3 separate regions of the Mus musculus genome follow, and all the other regions are linked to region 2. A link is a loop called in an ENCODE intact Hi-C map of the cell type or tissue named here. Cell type or tissue: left cerebral cortex. All regions are shown on one strand. Links, peaks and the distances in the headings refer to the core of each region. The heading gives the core; the rest is flanking DNA.

Region 1 (6,079 bases), core at 681-5,680, 74 kb before region 2:
GTTCTCCTAAGAGGGTTCTAGGTTTCCTGAGGTCACAGCTTAGTATTTATAGCATGGCTTTTATTCTCCAGCTGTCTTCACTCACAGCTCTATCTATTTCTGGAGAGCTTGCTGTGTGTGTGTGGGATGGTGACATAGGGAGATGATCCACTTGGAAGTGTCCAGAAAACAACTCAGCATTGCCACTCTTACACTCATAGAAAACTAGCTCAAGGCCTGAGGTCTCTGTACGTTAATGAGTTGTTAAACATTTTAGTTCTTAGCCAACACTTCAATTTTTCATTTTAAGTTACAAAGAAACTCCTCACCATAAAGATTCAAGTAGGATAGAAACATATAAGTTTATAACTTATAACTCCTTCTCCCTCATTAACCAACCCCATTTCATTCCCAGAAGTAATCAATTAAAAGGCTTCCTGTATGTCCATCTTTGGGCAATATAGTGTTTTCTGTGACAACACCGATAGTCCCTCTGCGTAGGCTAATAGTCACAAGTGGCAGGCGAGTACTTGAACTGTGTGAACAGTGAAACTGAGATACTATTACTTAATAGTAATTTGTTTAAATACTGGGTGGTACAGTTTTAGTATTGGTTATATTTTATAGGTTTTTCTCTTTTTTGGCTTTTCATGCTGTGTATAGTTTTTCTAACAGTGAACTGCTCCTCTTGCATGCAGCATGCACTAGCGAGCATGTGGGAAGGCCTGACCTGTGGAGGACTAGCAGGGAACTGTTGCAAAATCTAGGCCGAATATGGAAGCTCAGCCCAGAAGAAGCCATCGTTTTTAGAGTAAAGTTACTAAAGTCGATTAATTTATCCTCTTCAAAAGCTGGGAGCCTATCGCTGAGAGAATAGCTCCAAGAAGTACACTCCAAGAAGGCTGGAAGAGAAATGCCTAGTCTTGTGCTGTGAGTGTGGTGGAAGAACTGATCTCGGGTGTGGTTCTTGGTGAGGAAACAATGGGCAGTCACTGGGGAAGTTCAAGGAATTCTAGCGAAGTCAGTGGGTGATTTTCCTCTGTGGATATAGCATGCTCAATGGTTCTAATCTCAATGAGTGAATGAGTGAATAGTGTGTGTGTGTGTGTGTGTGTGTGTGTGTGTGTGTGTATGAGAGAGAGAGAGATACAGAGAGAGAGAGATACAGAGAGATATAGAAAGAAACAGAAAGACAGACAGACAGACACATACAGAAAGATACAGAAAGAGACAGACAGGGACAGATAGGATAGAAAGACAGAGCCACATAGAGACAGACACAGAGAAAGAGAGAGAGAGAGAGAGAGAGAGAGAGAGAGAGAGAGAGAGAGAGAGTCAGAGTTAGCAGACACACAGTGAATGGAACAGTAAGAATGGGAGGATAGGGATCATAGGTTCTCAGAAGGGTTGGGGCTAGGAGGAGGGTAAAAAGTATTTCTATAAGATATACTTTCATTTTAAATCCACTAGAGTTTACAAAGTTAGACCTACTTGTCCAGTCCCCTTTAGGTACAGTCAGGGGTACAAATTGAAACTGTACTCAAGTTTTTAGTGACTTTCAACCTTGCAGGCTCTCTCCTCGAAATATAGAATTGGTAGGACAATCCCAAATGATCAAAAAGACCACTGAATCGAGATAATTTAGATTTTCTTTCTGTCTCTTCCATCCCACCCTTTCTTCCATCCTCCTCGTTTTCAGTTCTGAAACAGAATTCCAGGAGCCAGCTCAACTTGGCTCCAAGTCAGCTAAGTCTTAGGATGTTACGGAAAAGACCTGAGCCCTAGTCCTTAGCCTTAAAGGTAGCACTAGCATTGTTATACTGTAGTTGTAAAACGAGAGACTTTATATTTCTTTTTAATTTTTATTTTTTGAGACAGGGTTTCTCTGTGTAGCCTCACCTGTTCTGGAACGCACTCTGTAGATCAGGCTGGCTTCAAACTCAAGAGATCTGCCTACCTCTGCCTTCTGAGTGATGGGATTAAAAGTGTGTCTAAGAAGTTGTCTTATGTGACTGTAGCTTCAAGTACTTTAGACCCGCTGTTAGTACTGTTTCTAGAATCTTCCAGCATAGTTCTCTGCTAGCCTTAAGACTTAAACATTTACCTGCTCACATCAAGAGATGTGCCTGTTTATAGATGTATGCGTATACATATGCATCATGCAGGAAAACCACTATGGTGCTGCTGTGTATTGGTTTGTGCCAGTCACCACAGCAATACCACAAAGAGGATAATATCCTTGCTTTGCAGATGGTGAGAAGTTTGCTTGGTTACCCTGCTCATTGGTGGCAAAGTGCATTTGAATGCTGTCTCAGGCCAAAGCCCCACGTTTTCATTGGCTTATTTGGGGATGGGGTCTCACTATGTAGCTCAGGGCTGATCTAGAACCCATGGGTTGGAGTGATCATCCTGCCTCAGACTTGCAAGCAGTTGTTACTATGGATTTGTCTCACTGCACTCTACCCAATGCCCACACTCTTAACTCATAAATTCCCCTGGAGATGGGAACCAACCTAAAACTCTTCAGAGTCAGGAGGCATTTTGGAGCAGATACCACTAGACATTGCCAACAGAATCCCTTGAGCAATATTTTGTGGAGGGCGTAGCAACTGAATGTAGATTTTGGCACAGGTTTGCAAGGCATAATGATGCCTGAAAAAGGTGGATATGTGTTTTGATGGTGGGTGGAAGTGGGCTTTAGAGTGTGGGGGGAAGGGAAGTACTGCTCCCTTAGAGTTCAGCCATGTGCTGAGCAGAACACCGTGTGGAATGTGTTGGAAAACAGTATAGCTTCGCTAGCTGGCCTAGAGGGGAAACTCCATCTGCTTTCTTAGCCTTAACATTATCTCACTGTTTTCTACTAAGGCTAAGTAGACCCACTCCCAAACCCTTACCTCTCAACAGAATTTTTATCTGAATAACACACCCCGCCCCCACCGCCTCAGCGAACTTTTCGCTGGAGGAAATGAGATAGAGGTAAGTGGCTATGCTGCAATCGACATCTTATATAAGCAAAACCAACATCAAGGTGCTGAGGTAAGGGCTTTTCTAAGAAGACTGTATGTGGATGACATTTACGGGCTTCAGAATGACATGAGCCATCTGCTCGGCAACGAGAAGGGAAGAGCATCATGTTCTGCCTTCTATTGAAGGAAGGCCAACCAGGGCCTCTGAGTCAGGATGCTCTGATCAAGATGGGTGGTAGTCAGTAAGGCTGAGGGGGCATATGGCCTTGAGATAGTGAATCACAGGATAACTGGGAAGAAATACAAAGTGCTTAAACTTAGAATCACAGTCTTGCTGCTTTTAGCCTACCCGGGGACACGTTTCATGGCTGGATCTAAGAGTCCTCTGAATCCTGTTCCCTGGTAAATCTCAGTGTGCTGTACCTCCTGTTTTGATTCCTTTAGCCTTCTGCACAAGTCAAACTTCAGTGCTGAGTTTAAATTATCTGCACAATGTCTTCTACATTAGACACTTGTGGCTCTTTCCTCTACCGACTCCTTTAAGCTGGTACAGGATCTCAAGAGACTAGAATTGCACTGAACTGGACAAGATCTCAAGAGGATCTTATTCTTTTTCACAGGGCTCCCAGCCAGAAAGCTAAAGTAGTAAGATTGAGCCTGTGAATAGAGTGACAGCATACAAGATCTTATTGTCTGTATACAAGAGTCTGTGCTTGCATAAAATCTATTCCACCTACCACTGTTGAGCCCAGTAAGAAGACCCTTCTTACAAGACAGCCTACCTTGTCTTTTCATCATTATTATTGCCGTGAAAACCAGGATGAAGATTATAACGACCCCCAGTGGTACAAGAGTATATTGCATCCATGGACTCGATTCTGAAAAACAAAGAAACAAACAAAAAAACCAGTTAAAGGTCAATAGCAAATGCACTGTGGGTTTAAAAATACTCCACCCAGAAGTGAAGGGAGTGAGCCTCACCCCACCCGGAAAAGAGGGGAGCCTCTGTTTCAGTATCTGTCTCCCTGGGGAGATGCTTGTTTGCATGGCTTTAGAGATGGCTTTAAAGCATTAAGATTTCCATGTCTACCTCCTTACCATCATTTTACTTATTAGCCCTGTCTCTCCCATTTCTAATTTCACAAAGATGTTTTTAAATAAAATGCTTTCTTTTTCCTTGTCTAAAAATAGCATATTGGTGTCTCTCCTAAGCCAATCTCTTGTCCTGCTCCTCCATTTTAAAATCTCTAATGTATTATGTGCCCATTTTTGGTAAAAGGGATATGATGGTCCCGTGCACTTGTCCCTATGCCCCAAACTACTCCCATGAGACAACTGGGGCGGAGGGAGGGGGAGGAAATATGCTTTTCTTCTTAAAAAAAAATCAATACAATAGTGCTATTATTGCCTCTCAATGCAAATAACTATGTTGAACCTACCAGACCCAAACCAAAAGAAACACATGTAATGTTTCCTGGCAATTGTTACCCTATTCTAAATTAGCAAAGCTAACTGAGGTTTGAAATCACATAGCCAAATTTTGTAGCTTTCTCTCTACTTCAGCCACTGTGCTTAATCCTTTTGAACCAAGTATACCACTTTGTAAAACCAGCCTTTGTCTCAACAAGATATATGGCTCACTAACATAAAATTGGGCACCTGTAAGTACTTACAGTCACATGATTTTGATAGCAAATCTTGTAATGTATTTAATCAGAACAATTGTAAGGGGTGAATACTTGAATTATTTCCATTTTATAAGCAAGGAAACATCATGAAGAAAGTCAAGAGCTAGAGCTGGCAATAGGAGAGGAAACATGACCAAATATTCAAGACAGGCTTCCTGGGAGTTAGAGAGACTCCTAGATTCAGAACAGGCAGTGAGCCCACTCAAAGTACCAGCTTTCTAAGTAATGGCACTAATCTCCAGTGGTACTAGCGAGACAAATGCCGTGTCAGGCATTAACACTAATATGTAGGGGCACTGTATAGAATTGATTGTGAAGGAAATGGGGGTTTAAAAACGCCCTTCACAGAAGTCTAAATATATATAAATATAAACTTCCTGGTTGTTGAATCTTTGAGGGACCCATTCAGAAATTGAAAGGAAGAACTAAGTGTATTACAAGCATGATTTGGATATTTGGAGAACTGATGAAAATATAGACAGAAATCTGGTAAAAGCTCCAGCCCAAAAGCTACTAGAAGCGTTCTTCTGGGCTTGAAAGAGTTCTTTTCTTCCTAGGCTCTGCATATAGCTAGTCACAAGGCATCTCAATGCAGTGACAGTTCTCTTCCTCAAGTAAACCATGTTTTAACCCTTCCAAACACCAACGGCAACAGTCTTGCTCAAGAAAAGGAGAAAAGCTAGGTCTGGCAGCTTATGCCTCCAGTCCCGCCACTCAGAAGGCTCGAATAGGAGGGCTGAAAGTTCAAGGGCTGTGGCGCAAGACCCATCCCACCCCCGCCTTGAAAACAAATAAATGAATGAATGAACAACCAAGGATAAGCAGAGAGTTGGCTTCATATAACACATAAAATGAGGAAGGCAGTGTGTGATCTGCATGACACTCTGAAGAGTGTATGGTGGCTAAGAACTCTTTGTGTATGTACATGCATGAAAGTCTGACCATGAGTCTAATTGGGTCAGATTCATTGCTGTCAGTACCAGGGATGCTCAGAGAAAGCTTCCCAGTACAAGGTAAGAAGCAGAGACCACAGCCTGAGCTTCATGCACAAAGCGTAGGTGTTGGTCCAGCAAATCACTTCCTATTTTGAGTTCCTCTTTCTTCTAATATATGTATCTTGAGGAAGTCTATAACAAACACTAATTTAAGAACAAACACCTCAAACACTTATATCATTCCCAACAATAATATTTCTTCTGAATTTCATATGAGATTTACAGAAAAAAAAAAGACCAAAAACCAAGGTGATGCCTCTAAAACTGGAAAATAACAGACAACTGGCTTTCATGGAGACTTGCCTGCCAAATCCACCTTTCTTGCCTCCTCAGGTCTCCTGCTGGCAGCCATACTAATCACCTATTCATAGACAACAGCACAGGCTGAGGCTCCAGTGTGGGAACTTAAGGCTCATGCCTTTCTTTCCTGCATCTCAGGAGGATGAAATCA
Region 2 (6,079 bases), core at 350-5,349:
GACTATTGGAAATGTAAGTGAAGAAAATACCTAATTTAAAAAAAAAGGAATTGTACTGTCACAGTGGGCTGGGCCCACCCTCATCAATTGTCAAGAAAAACAGTCTCTCACAAGCAAGACCACAGGCCAGCCTGATAAAGACAATTTCTCAACTTAGACTCCCTTTCAGGTGAGATTCTTGGTTGTATCAGTGTCAGGAACCATAATGGGACAAGCTAATAACTAGCAGGTGATCTTCCTGAAATGGCCTGCTTTGGATTATTATATAATCTGCGACAGGTGTGCCCTTATTGAGCAAGGCTGTAAGGGATTCACTTTAGGAAAGATTCCTGCTATTAATATGCTTTTCCTGTTATTATTCAACATATATAATAATAACTAAGTAATAGCATACCCCTTTGGAGCAGATCTCTGCAGATCCATGAAGATGTACTATCTTATGGTGATGCTATATAGACAAATAGATGACTTAAGTCTTTATAATGATCCTGTAAGAATTCCTAAAATTATTTCAGTGATTATTAAGCTTATTTATAGTGGGGCTACTATTAGATCTTTTTCTGATAGTCAAAACTGTGATAAGAACTCTGCCAGTCTTTCAAGTGTCACCAGTTAATTGCTCTTAGATAGTAGCCAGACTTCCTTCTATTTAGAGCACATTCCAAGAGGTTGTAAAACAATTAACCAAAGGTCATAAAGGGGGGACTAATGATTTATTATAGGTGCTAGGACAGAAGATAAAATATCAACTGGGTTTATCTATACAAAACTTCACTTTATAACTTAGTTATGGTTTTAAACCTTCAGTGAACCTGTGGAACTGAGACAGGTGATCGATGTTTAGCTAGATAATCACTCCTAATGGATATGCATGTAAACATTCTCTGTTGTAAACTTCTATTTCAATTTATGATTTGATTTTGTGTGTGAACTTTTTAACATGTGATCATGTATTCTGAAAGATGTTTAAGGACTGAGGACAAAGAACTGAGGGACTGAGGTGAGAGGAATGGAGGTGAGAAGAACTGAGCTGAGAGAGGAACTGAACTGAGGAGAAGTTTTAGACAGGATACTTTTTAGATTAGAAGGAGAATGCAGAGTGGAATAACTTAGAAACTATAGGTAACATAAAATACTAAGAAAGCAATGTGCAGAATGCAGAGGGAAAGAGGGAAAAAAAAAGAAGATGCTGCAGAGAGCAGAAGGAGCAGGCAGGCTTCTCCTTATCATGGACAGAACAGGTCCCATGGAAAGGACAAGGCAGACTTATTCTTATTAAAAGAAACAAAGCTTTTTTTCTTACAAACATGGGTTTAATTCATTTAGCATTAAAAGGGTAGAAGCCTTTTTTCTCTATGTAATAGAAACTGAAGCTCATTTTTCATCTAGAATGAATGAGTTCTTTCTGCACTGGTGCTTGGTCTATTTTGGTCTTTTGCTCCATATGCATATGTAAGTATGGATGTGTAAGTATGTAATTGTGAGAATGCATGCAAGCTGGGCCCAACTAAGTTTGAATGGAAATGTATAAATGAATAAATGAGCATGAATGAAGCTGAATATGAATTTATGTAAGATTATGCATGTTCGTGTATGTAAAACTCTTTCCTTCTGCGAGTGTTATTCTCTTCTCCTGGTTCAATAGAAGTTTATTGCTCCAAACTTCCACCCTAGCCCAAGAAGCAAGAGGCATCTGGACAATAGGGAAAAGGCTCTAGCAATGAATCCTTTACTTAATGTGCTGTTTTAGGATGGGGTGCTAAGTGCCTGAGACTGCAGTTTCTGGCCTCAGAGGAAGACAGAAGGCAGGTCAGCTACAACAGCATAGTGACTTAGACTTAGATAAGTAAACCTTTTATTACATAGCAACCCTAAGTTTCTTGTAAGACAGTCTTACCCTCCGTCTTACCCTCCGCCTATGCTCTTCCCCCTCCGCTGCCTCAAGAAGAACTGAAAAGAAAGAAGAACCTCACCCCTGGGCTGCCCCCCCCCCCATGTCAGTTTGACAGTTGCTAATGAGGACAATACACCTGTGTCCATGAGGTACCTCCTGCATTGTTGCTATGCATGAGAGCCTATAATGAGCATGTCAGATACGACCTCATGTTCAGAGGAATGCTGCACTTGAGTTAGTGCTCTGTTGCTGTCCCCTGTAAGTTCCCAATCATTTCAACTTACGTGTGTGTGTGTGTGTGTGTGTGTGTGTGTGTGTGTGTGTGTGTGTGTGTGTGTGTGTTGACACATATTCATTCATTAGGATAGTAGAGCATGCATTTTAGAGGAAGAAATACATGAAAGGTGTTGTCTCATTCACATTATACAGTATCCATCCCCTGTACACAGCATTCTAGTGGGCTCACAGTATAAGGGAGTAAGTACATTTATGATCAAGTGAGGTTAAATCAACCCCATTCTAGAAACCACGTGCCTTTATTGATTATTATGTATAAAGTGTAGTGGGCTTTGGGAGGTAGCAATTTGAGGGGCGTTTCGTTTTGGTTTTGGTTAACATTTACAATTTTATTGTAAAACACAAATGTATATATAAACTAGAAAATATAAACCAGTAATTTAAATGATTTCATGAATAAACTAGATGTTCTTCTGTTTACATTTAAAACCAGCATTATGATATACACAGTAAAATTTATGATAGATTTAAAATTTAATGTTTTATTGATAACTATATTAAGTAGGGAATGTAAAAATATCTCAAGTATAAACTGCAGAATAAAAGGAACATTTTGTAATTTAGACTTTAAATGGTACCTTTTCCCTGCATTTTAAACAAGAGGCTCACATTCTTATTTTGTATTGAGGATCAGAAATCCTGTATAGGATGAGCCCAGGAGAGGGCAGGCAAGGGCTGATGCTTGTGATCTGGGCCATCTAAGGTACAAATCTACCTCAGATTTCCAAGATATTAGAATGGGTAGAGATGTAGTTCTTAGAGAGCATCTGAGGCACATGCTCATTTGTGATATAAAAAGGCACTTCTGTTCTCATTACCATTTTCCCCAAAGTGTGCCTTGTCATTCCATTCCTCCTCTCCCATCAGGAAAACTGGGGGTGAGAAAAGGGTGCTACATCTAGACAGGAGGCTGAGTTAGCCCAATTGAAGGAGGCCATCTGCTGCCTTAAGGAGGCTGGGATAATCCAATTGAAGAAGTCAGTCTGCTGAGATCTGAGGTTGGGAAGGAACTGTGGGCTGGGCTGAGGGGGAGAGAGCAGCTATCTTGAGCAGTATATGCCAACTTCTGGTACCAAACAAAGTCCAAGTTTTCTTGCTTGTATTTGCGGTGTAGATGAGGTAGGTGCTCTCCAACCAACCTGTTCCTTGCATTATGTCATTCTGTTTCCCAGACTGCCACATCAATGTCACATTTTTTGTTGATTAGAAGCAACCACATGACTAAAGCTGATGCAAAGGAAAAAAAAAGACATTTTTCTGATGACTAAAGAAAAAATAACATAGTTTGGTGAGCAAGTAGCACAGACTTTGACAATCAAGTGTGTAGAAAAGGGAAGCGAAGATCCCAGAGTCAGCACAGAACACACACAGACAAATTGTCAGTACAAAGGAGATTTATCACCCTGGAGGAGGGATGAAGGTGGGGGCTGCCTCTGGACCAGCAAAGACATCAGCAGGTGTTTTTGCAGGAGTGGTTTTTGAAGAGAAAAGGGGAAAGTCTGTGTTGAGATGAGTTGGTAAGTCCTGATTGGACATGTTAGCCAGGGGTAACCAAATAATGAATTTTGATTGCTGGACCTTGGTGTTTTGGTAGTTGGATCTTTGTGATCAGTCTCAGGAGTGAATCAGTAGGCAAATAAGTGAATAAATAGTCCTGGGGCTGGGGGAGCTTTAGGTCCACAGAAATCTTCCTATCAGACAACACACAGCCATTATATTCTCCTAAAATCCACAAAGGAAACAGAAATCAAGGAATGATTCACCCCCCTCCCCCAAAAAAACCCAAACCAAACCAAAAAACAGAAATCAGCACCTAAATCTATAATCATCTCAATCCCAGGTATCCAGATACCTGCATAAAATACAATAAATAACATCCAGGACAATGTGTCTCCACTGGATTCCAACAACCTTATCACAGCAGGCCCTGAATATTTCAACATAGCTGAGGCACAAGGAAAGAAGGTAGAGATCCTGAGTAAATTCCTTTTAAAGAAACCAAGGAAGACACAGACAGTGGAAGGAAATGGATAAAACTATTCAAGACCCAGAAACGGAAATAGAATCAATCAAGAAAACCCAAACTGAGGTCATTCTGGAAATGAATCATTTAGCAATTTGAACAAGAACTACAGAGGCAGGCTTAACCAACAGATTACAAGAGATGGAAGAGGGAATCTCAGATGTTGAAGATATGATAGAAATGGATATATCAGTCAAAGGAAATACTCTTGACAAAGTTGTAAGAATAATTTTTTTGCAACCTACTTTTAATAAGGGCTCAATCCTTAATAAGGAGGGCTCTATCCCACCACTCAGCAGAGGTAGTGGAAGAGAAAAGTTATTAGGATGTGGGAGAAGTGGACCGATTCAGCCATAGTTCTTTGAGGCAAGCTCAGTCTTCTTGGACAGCAGTTCTGTCCCATAGCAAACACCAAATACGACTCAGCAGCTGCAGACCAGTCCTCTAGGCAGGCAGACACCAGGCATGAACTGGCAGCTACAGTCCAGTCCTTTCAGCACGAACCAGCCGTTGTAGTTCAATCCTGAAGGAACCATTAGGCGCACCAACCAGCCTGAGGTGAGGCCGCAGAAGCAGCAGACTGCTACAGGAACCTCACGAGCAGTTCTCGGATAAGCTTCTCTCAATGTCAGCGTAAAGAACAGTGAGGTGGAGCAAACCAAACCAATGCTCAGTGCTTGTCTCCCACTGTCTGTGGGGTCATATTTATATTCCTTCATCAAGTGTCCTTTCACGTACCTGTCTGCTTTAGCAAGAATCCTTTCACCTGTGTGCCCCAGCAAAACATATTTCACCTACTAAATTTCCAAAGAAACTAGAAGTTTCCACTTCACCAAATATTCAAGAGACCCGGGACACTATGATCAAATCTAAGAATAATGGGAATAGAGTTAGGAAAAGAAACCCATCTCAAAGGCCCAAAAGTTATTTTCAACAAAATCATAGGAAATTTTCCTAAAGATGTACATCAAAGTACAAGAAGTGTAGAGAACACGAAAAAGATTAGAACAGAAAAGAAAATCCCTTTCTATACATAATAATCAAAACACTATACAAAGAGAACAAATAAAGACTATTGAAAGTGGCAAAGAAAAACACCAAGTAAAATTCCTCTCCCTCCCCTCTCCCTTTCCTCTGCCTCCCCTCTCCTCTCCTCTCTGGCTATCTCTATTTCTGTTCTAGTTTGCTTCCAGAGGAAGCTTTTCTAAGGATGACTAAATAAGGAACTGATCTATGAGTATAGCAGAATATCCTTAGGAGTCATCTTATCATTAGTTTTTTTCCCCCCCTTGAAACCAGTAGTATTTGGGTTTTTTTTTTTTTCATTGCATTATTTACTTTATTCATTTTTTTTTTTACAAAAGTTTATTACAATGTACAACAGGCTTCAGGATAACATTTCATTCTAGCTATTACATGGCAAAGATGTTATGACAGGGAATCCAGATGTTTGACTGGGCACAGGATAACACTTCATTCTAGCTGTAGGTGGCAAAGATGCTATGGCAGGGAATCCAGATGTTTAAATAGGAATGGAAGAGGAGGGTCACTATCACCCCAGATGTGAGGAACAGCTTACTTTTTGCCAGATTTCTTAATTCCACCTGTGGCCAGGGGGCCCTTCCCGGCAGCCTTGGCTTTTAGCTCCTCGAGTTTCTTCTGTTCCTCCTTTTGTTTCTGCTTGAAAGCCTTATCTTCCTCGTCCATCTCCTTGGCCTGCTTCTTGGGCTGTTTCAGGGGCTTCTTTTTGCCACCTTCCCGGCCCGACATGGCGCCTCCAGCCCCTCAGTATTTGGTTTTAATCTAGGTCTCTGGGTCATCCAGACTCTGGCCCTTGGTCACACAAGCAGGATCAGGCATGGGTT
Region 3 (6,079 bases), core at 688-5,687, 61 kb before region 2:
GATGTTCATACTAACTATAGTATTTGATTTCTGTGAGGGTTGGTGATGTACTGGACATGCAGGTAGTATGTAGGGAACAATCAAAGCCTGTCTGCTGTCTGTTATCGATGAAGAATAAATGTCTCCAAGAAAGCTGAGCTTTTTCATGACTGTAATTAGAAAGAGACCCCTAGGATCATATTCTGGAAGCTTCCCACTCTACAGCACTGTTTGCTTGGTTTTGCCAGGATGCTCTGAATGACTGTGGGCAGCGGGGGCCTGGATAGAAGAGCCTACACAAGGTCTGTGGGCCACATTTAGAAAGTAGAGAGATGATTGACTATTTCCATGACATGGCCACATTAGGTTCATGACAGAATTCAAAGGAATATTCTGGGGTACAGGAGGGGTATTTCCTATCTGAGAGTCTTCTGGGGGAGGGAGGCGGTGGGAAATCTCTGTCACAGGAAGTGCTATGATGAACACATACTGTAGCTACAGTCCCCGCTCCTCTCTCCCCACCCATCCCCATGGAATTAGCTATTCCGGTTGGAGTCTCCTTGGGGTGATTCTTGCTCCATTCCCCAGAAAGGACAAGGTCAGGGTGTAAGAAATGCCTTTTGGGGCTCTCCCTGAACCTTCTTGTACAGAATCACACAGCCTGGCACAAGAGAGCAGTGGTCTATTCTGTATCTTTGTGGTTAGACTGGCTTATGTAATCAGCATTTTCCTCTAACAGAGCAACAATGCTTTCTACCCCGGAAAGGAGAAAACCTACTTAAAACCTATTTAAGTTTAGGTATTCATTCCATTAGTTGAAATTGAAGAAGCTTGAAGAGATACTTAAGTTCTGTGAACTTCAAGTTCCTCATCTGTAAAATGAAGCTGGTATAAGCGCCTGCCTGGCAAATTTATTGTGAACCAACGAGGCCTTGCCAGTATCACTCTGATTTCTCCGGTCCTCTAACTGGCTCTAAGATTCACAGTCCATTCATAGCATGAGCCCCTCCCTTATAGCCTGTACATCATTATTGAGTGAAGGTCTCATATCTTATATTTACAATGCATTGCTGAGGTGCAGAGATCAGACTCCCCTCTCTTGCAGCATAAGTACTTATTGACAGTCCAGAACACCAATAGGGAAGTATGTACTGATGGCAAAGGACTAGCTCATCATAACCGAGCATGGATGTAGGACTTAGGACCTGCAACCTGCAGTCCCTTTCCTACATATCCTTGAACACTGGACCCAAGGCACTCTCGTCTTGCCCTTGGAGACCTGAGTCTGGCTCAGATTCTGGGTCCCCCCTCCTTCCCTGTTTGTTCCTTATCTGTGAATCAAATGTAATAAAATGCCACCTAGGGCCAACATGGAAGCACCCTTGTTGAATGTACCTGGAGGCTTTGACAATATAAAGTCAACATGAAATATCATGGGCAAGGCTTAGCTGTTGAAGCAGAGCTATAGGACTAGTTAGCAGTGGATTTGCCATTGATGAGGTAACCCAGTGATCACCTGAGGAGGATTCCTGCTTGCATGCTTGCGATGATAGGTTGAAGGTCCTAGAGATACTGCTGACAGGGTTGCTTGCGGTGCAGTTGTAGATGCTGTCTTGATGCTGGTTGCTAAGAGTGATGTGCAGGAGGTGGGAGCGGTTGGCTCGGCTCAGCAGGTGGGTGCCTGCCTCATCACTCCAGCTGTAAGTCACATGGTCCCCTTTCTTCACTGTGCAGGCCAACAGCAAGCTGCAGGTCCCATTCTCGTTCTCCTGGGTTTTGTTTAGCACTTTAATCTCTGGAGGGGAGACCTGTTCTGTCGGGAGGAGGAACAAGGGAACCATCACTGAAACAAAGGTCCCGGAACTGTTGGCTGACTTATTTGTGCAAAGAAAGTCTAGCCAAATGTCACTTTCCCCTCCCTAGAAACATTAAGTGTGAGTTGTCGCTGCACAGATCATCCCTCAGCCCGTGCTGCTCGTTCTAGAAGCCTCTTTTGATAGAACAGAGACTCATCTGGCTGATAGTTCCCTTCTGCTAATACTGTCAGGATACTGCATGCCTCTCCTGGTGTTCACCGTCTAGATTGCTCTGCCTCATTCTATCAGGAATAAGATAGGTTTTGACTGGCTTATGAGTAAGTACAACATCCTAGACAGTGAGCTAGAAGCACGAGCTTCCAATGGTCGCCTTTCATCAGGCATGTGTGTGCGTGTATGCACGCGTGCCTGTGTGTATGTGTGTGTACTCGAGTGTGTGCTTGTGTGTGTGTGCACACGTGCGCGCGTGCATGTGCATGCCTGCCTGCATGTGCATGGGGTGGGGGGAGGCACGGGCTTTCTGGGTCTAAAGCAGTGGTAGGGTTTTTAATCTTAGCTACAAGTCCTATCAATCATACAATTCCAATGCCATGAGACAGGCAAGGTAAAAAGGGAGGAGCCGTTTATATGTTTAACTCAACTACTACAGAATCAGCACATCACTGGTATTACTTCTCTCAACTATTACAACTAAAAATAATTATTCCCATTTTGTAGGTGAGAAAACTGAGTCTTCAGAGAAACAGCATGACTTGAATGACTATGTAACTTCTAAGTGGCCAGGCTGAGATAAATACCTTAGTCTGATTCAGAAATCAGCCTCTGTCTCTCTCTTTTTGTCTCTCTCTGTCTCTCTCTCTTTCCTCAAAGAAAATCCTGGTTGTAGAGACAGCACTTCCCAACACACCCAGCTGATTATATAAGGTGTGACGAACTCAGTAAACTCATAAGAACAAAAGGACAGATTATATAATATTTACGTTATTTAAAAAACACATGATGTGCAGCCTCCACGCACACTCAGCAGATGGCTATGGGAGCTCTGCATTCTCTGTTTGCTGGAGGAACGTGCTGGGGCAGGAGAGAGCCAAGATGTTCTTCTTTCTCTCCTAGAAAGCTACAGCTTCCAATAATATGCTGGCTGTGAACTCCCATCCCATCCTTGGAGATGTAAAACATCCTTTTGAAAGAAGTCTCCACACAGCTGTCAGGAAGCCTTGGAAAGCAGACAGGCCTCAGGGCCTAAGGGGTAGGAACTGTAGGTGTCTTCAAGGACAGGAGTGGAGGTTAAAGGGGCTCAGACAAGTCCTGTATTCAGCCAAAATGTAGGTTCTACCGGTCCACAACTAAATAACTATGTAAGCAGATCCTGGTTCAAGTGAGAAGAGAGGTGTTTCTTTCGCAGTGTAGGTGGAACCCCTACCCCCCCCAAGGCTCTGGGACTTGGTGAAGTGCCTGTGGGTGTACTATCAGCTCTCTTTACCCTCAGAACCTCTGCTGTAGCAAACATCCCACATATGTGTGAGCAAGCACATGTGAAATCGCTTGCCACTGGAGTCTGGCTCCCTGGCAAATGAAAGAGGAGGTGGGTCTGTTCAGTTGTAGTCAAACTTTGTAAAAGTCAAGCTTGATAAATAAATATGTGTGTGTGTGTGTGTGTCTGTGTGTATTTTTATTTAAAAAAATAATATGCAAACTAAGCTAGTCCTTTGGCCTCCACACAGCAGGCTCCCTCTCTTTCAAAACAGGAATCAAATCAGCTTCCACCAATGGGAAGAAAAAGCCATAAAGGTCTGTTTGTCAAAGTGCTTCCCTTAAACTTAAATACCTGTTAGACCAGATCTTTCAAGTTGCTTCCAATTCCAGACATCCTACTTCTGGGAACGGCCTGAACTCTGGGACTGAGAACCTTCTAGGCCCTCCTGTGCTAAGTACAAAAATTCCCATTTTTACCATAAAGCTTCAGCTGCTTGCAGAATTGCTGAACAGAAACGTTCTCCTCCACGCTCACCAAGTACCATCCTTCACTCTCCCGCCTGTTCCCGAGGATCTTCAGGCTCAGGTTTTTTGATTGAAAGTGGTAGCCATCCTCCAGGTGATCTGGATAGCTCCCTTTAGAGAGATCAAAAGACACAATTTTCTTGTTGGATTTGCTTCCTGGGGACGTCGCCATGGTGACGAGGATGCGGACACTTTTGTTCACGCTCTTATTTATCTGATGTTCATTCGTCAGGGGCAGCCACGTGTCCTGTCCCAGCTTCTGGAGAATCACTGGGCAATCCATCACACCTCCACCTGAGGGAAGGACGGGAAGACAATTACTTATGATGGAAGATCTGGAGACATTTGTTATGTTGAGGATAGAGAAAGACAGACTGAGACTCTGCTTACTTCCTGAACGATATCATATTGTCAGGTGGTGGTCTACCAGGATTCCCACTAGGATCCTAACTGTAAACTTCAGTATCTCAGAGCATCCAGTGGAAATCCTCAAATCATGAATACCAGGGTTCTCTCAACTCGGACTGAACAGCGAAGGCACAGACAACAGAGGTAAAGTGAGTGACTTCCTTAAAGTGACAGTAGTGAGCGCCAGAGTCAGAGACTGGAACCTTAGGCTGTAAATTCTCTGCCAAGGTTCAATATGCAGGGTGAAGAGCAGTGACAGTGAGGAGGAGCCTGGAAGCATCAAGTCAGGTGAGAAGAAGCAGAGAAGGGTCTGAGGCCTGTGAGAACTAGGACGGAGATGCTCTTTGTGCCCAAACTGGAATCTTGCTTCTCCAACAATCCCCGATTGTTAATAATGGTAAGGACAAGAGATTATTTTGTTTCCCTTGTTTAAAAATGCTGAACCAACAAGAACAGGGGGGGAAAACCCCAACGAAAACTCAAAGCTCTTTCAAACCACTCTCAGGGATTCTAGTGCTGAGCATTTAATACCTCTGCTTCTTTCAAAGCCGCAGCCTAACCCTGAACCCTCCTGCCTCCTCTCCCAGGGGTTGCCTCCCTTTCTGATTCACTGAAAAGAAAAAAATAGAGAAGAAACCAAAAGCAGATTTCAATCTATGGAGATCCCAACCAGCCAATCTACCTGGAGGACTGACCCGTGCTCCCATCCAAGACTAGTATCTTCCCTAGAGAAGTACTCTCAGGCTTTCAGGCTTTGCCTCCGGAGCCAAGCCCTGCACTACCGATGCCTCCTGGAATTCTTCCACCAACACACACATACATACAAACAGTTAATTGCCCTTATCTGAGAGAGAGAGAGAGAGAGAGAGAGAGAGAGAGAGAGAGAGAGAGAGAGAGAGAGAGAGAGAGAGAAATTCTCCTCCCACCCCAGGTCTATCCTTAGTCACTTGGTTATTTTCATTTTCTTTTTGGAAGGTTCTTGCACATCTATTTATGTTTTCTGCGTTTACTTCCTGACCCAATTTTCCCTGTATCCACTCCAGACAACTCTTCTTCCAAATTCTCATAGGATCACGCTTGTCAGTCTGTCACACTGAGCCAAGTCTGTTAATTCTCCATCGTTGCCTTGCGTGTTTCTCAGGAACCCATGGTGTAGTTCATCACCCCTCTGTTAAACATGGTCTGCATTTGGTCCCCAAGATACTACACTTCCATGACTTGCTTTTTTGTTTTTCTTCTTTTATCGTTCTTAGTTTCCTTAGGGGAAACTTGTGTTCTTTGAGATCTCTAAGTATCAGAGCATGGTCGGGCTCAGGTTTCCTTCTTTTCCTTATCTACACCTCATTTCTCATTTAGCTCCACAGTGTGACATAACTGCAATATTTACAGTTGTAGACCATCGCTAATCCTTTCACTGTAGACTCCACCACCTACATAGATGGGCACTTGGAAGTTTAAATAGCGTCCAACGTTAGCAAAGAACTCTGCTCAGGCATGACAGATCATCCAGTTTCTCAGGCCAAGAACACTGGAGGACCCTTGAACCTGTCCTTTCTCCTACTCCACATTTAGTCTTGACAGAAAATCCTGCTGGCTCTAATTCTCAAGTTGATCCAACACAGAAGTCCTTGCCACCTATTCCTTCCTGACACCGTCACCACAGGCCTAGCTGCTACCACTCTGCCAGCTAATCTCCCAGCCTTTATACCTCGGACACAGTGATCCTTTAAACCATGTCTGATTTAGGTTTTTCTTTCTATTGTTTTTAATCTTCCTGGGCGTTCTAGCCCTTACAAACTTCACAGTCTTTGAATCTGCTCACTTCGAACTTAGCGTTGCTCCAAACCCATTCCGTGCCCACTCTCTGGCTTTCA

What was found. Peaks named below come from ENCODE experiments on the same cell type or tissue, not always from the same donor. Only the 100,000 strongest peaks of a DNase experiment are listed, where the experiment ranks them.
Region 1: it touches region 2 in a loop (2.9-fold over the local background); 2 of 42 quality-filtered maps call a loop at or near these places.
Region 3: it touches region 2 in a loop (10-fold over the local background); 2 of 42 quality-filtered maps call a loop at or near these places.

The regions. Positions count from the first base shown.
Region 1 is chr1:171,785,684-171,791,762 of GRCm38, reverse strand. It overlaps Slamf1 (signaling lymphocytic activation molecule family member 1), which reads right to left. Exons shown (of 7, transcript NM_013730.4): 4 at 3,728-3,823. Among named protein-coding and RNA genes, the nearest start is that of Slamf1, 22 kb to the right of the region's middle. In left cerebral cortex, for the core only: a CTCF peak has its summit at 3,794; DNase peaks (open chromatin) are centred at 742, 839, 2,660 and 3,142; H3K27ac peaks cover 3,012 bases.
Region 2 is chr1:171,710,993-171,717,071 of GRCm38, reverse strand. It overlaps Tma7-ps (translational machinery associated 7 homolog (S. cerevisiae), pseudogene), which reads right to left and starts at 6,002. Exons shown (of 1, transcript NM_001372440.1): 1 at 5,543-6,002. The coding sequence starts at 5,984. The coding sequence ends at 5,790. In left cerebral cortex, for the core only: a CTCF peak has its summit at 2,884 (motif pointing right); DNase peaks (open chromatin) are centred at 1,470 and 3,138; H3K27ac peaks cover 237 bases.
Region 3 is chr1:171,772,795-171,778,873 of GRCm38, reverse strand. Slamf1 (signaling lymphocytic activation molecule family member 1) reads right to left here. Exons shown (of 7, transcript NM_013730.4): 2 at 3,750-4,091; 3 at 1,496-1,792. Among named protein-coding and RNA genes, the nearest start is that of Slamf1, 8.7 kb to the right of the region's middle. In left cerebral cortex, for the core only: no CTCF peak of the experiment used is centred there; DNase peaks (open chromatin) are centred at 2,885, 3,806, 4,957, 5,265 and 1 more place; H3K27ac peaks cover 1,885 bases.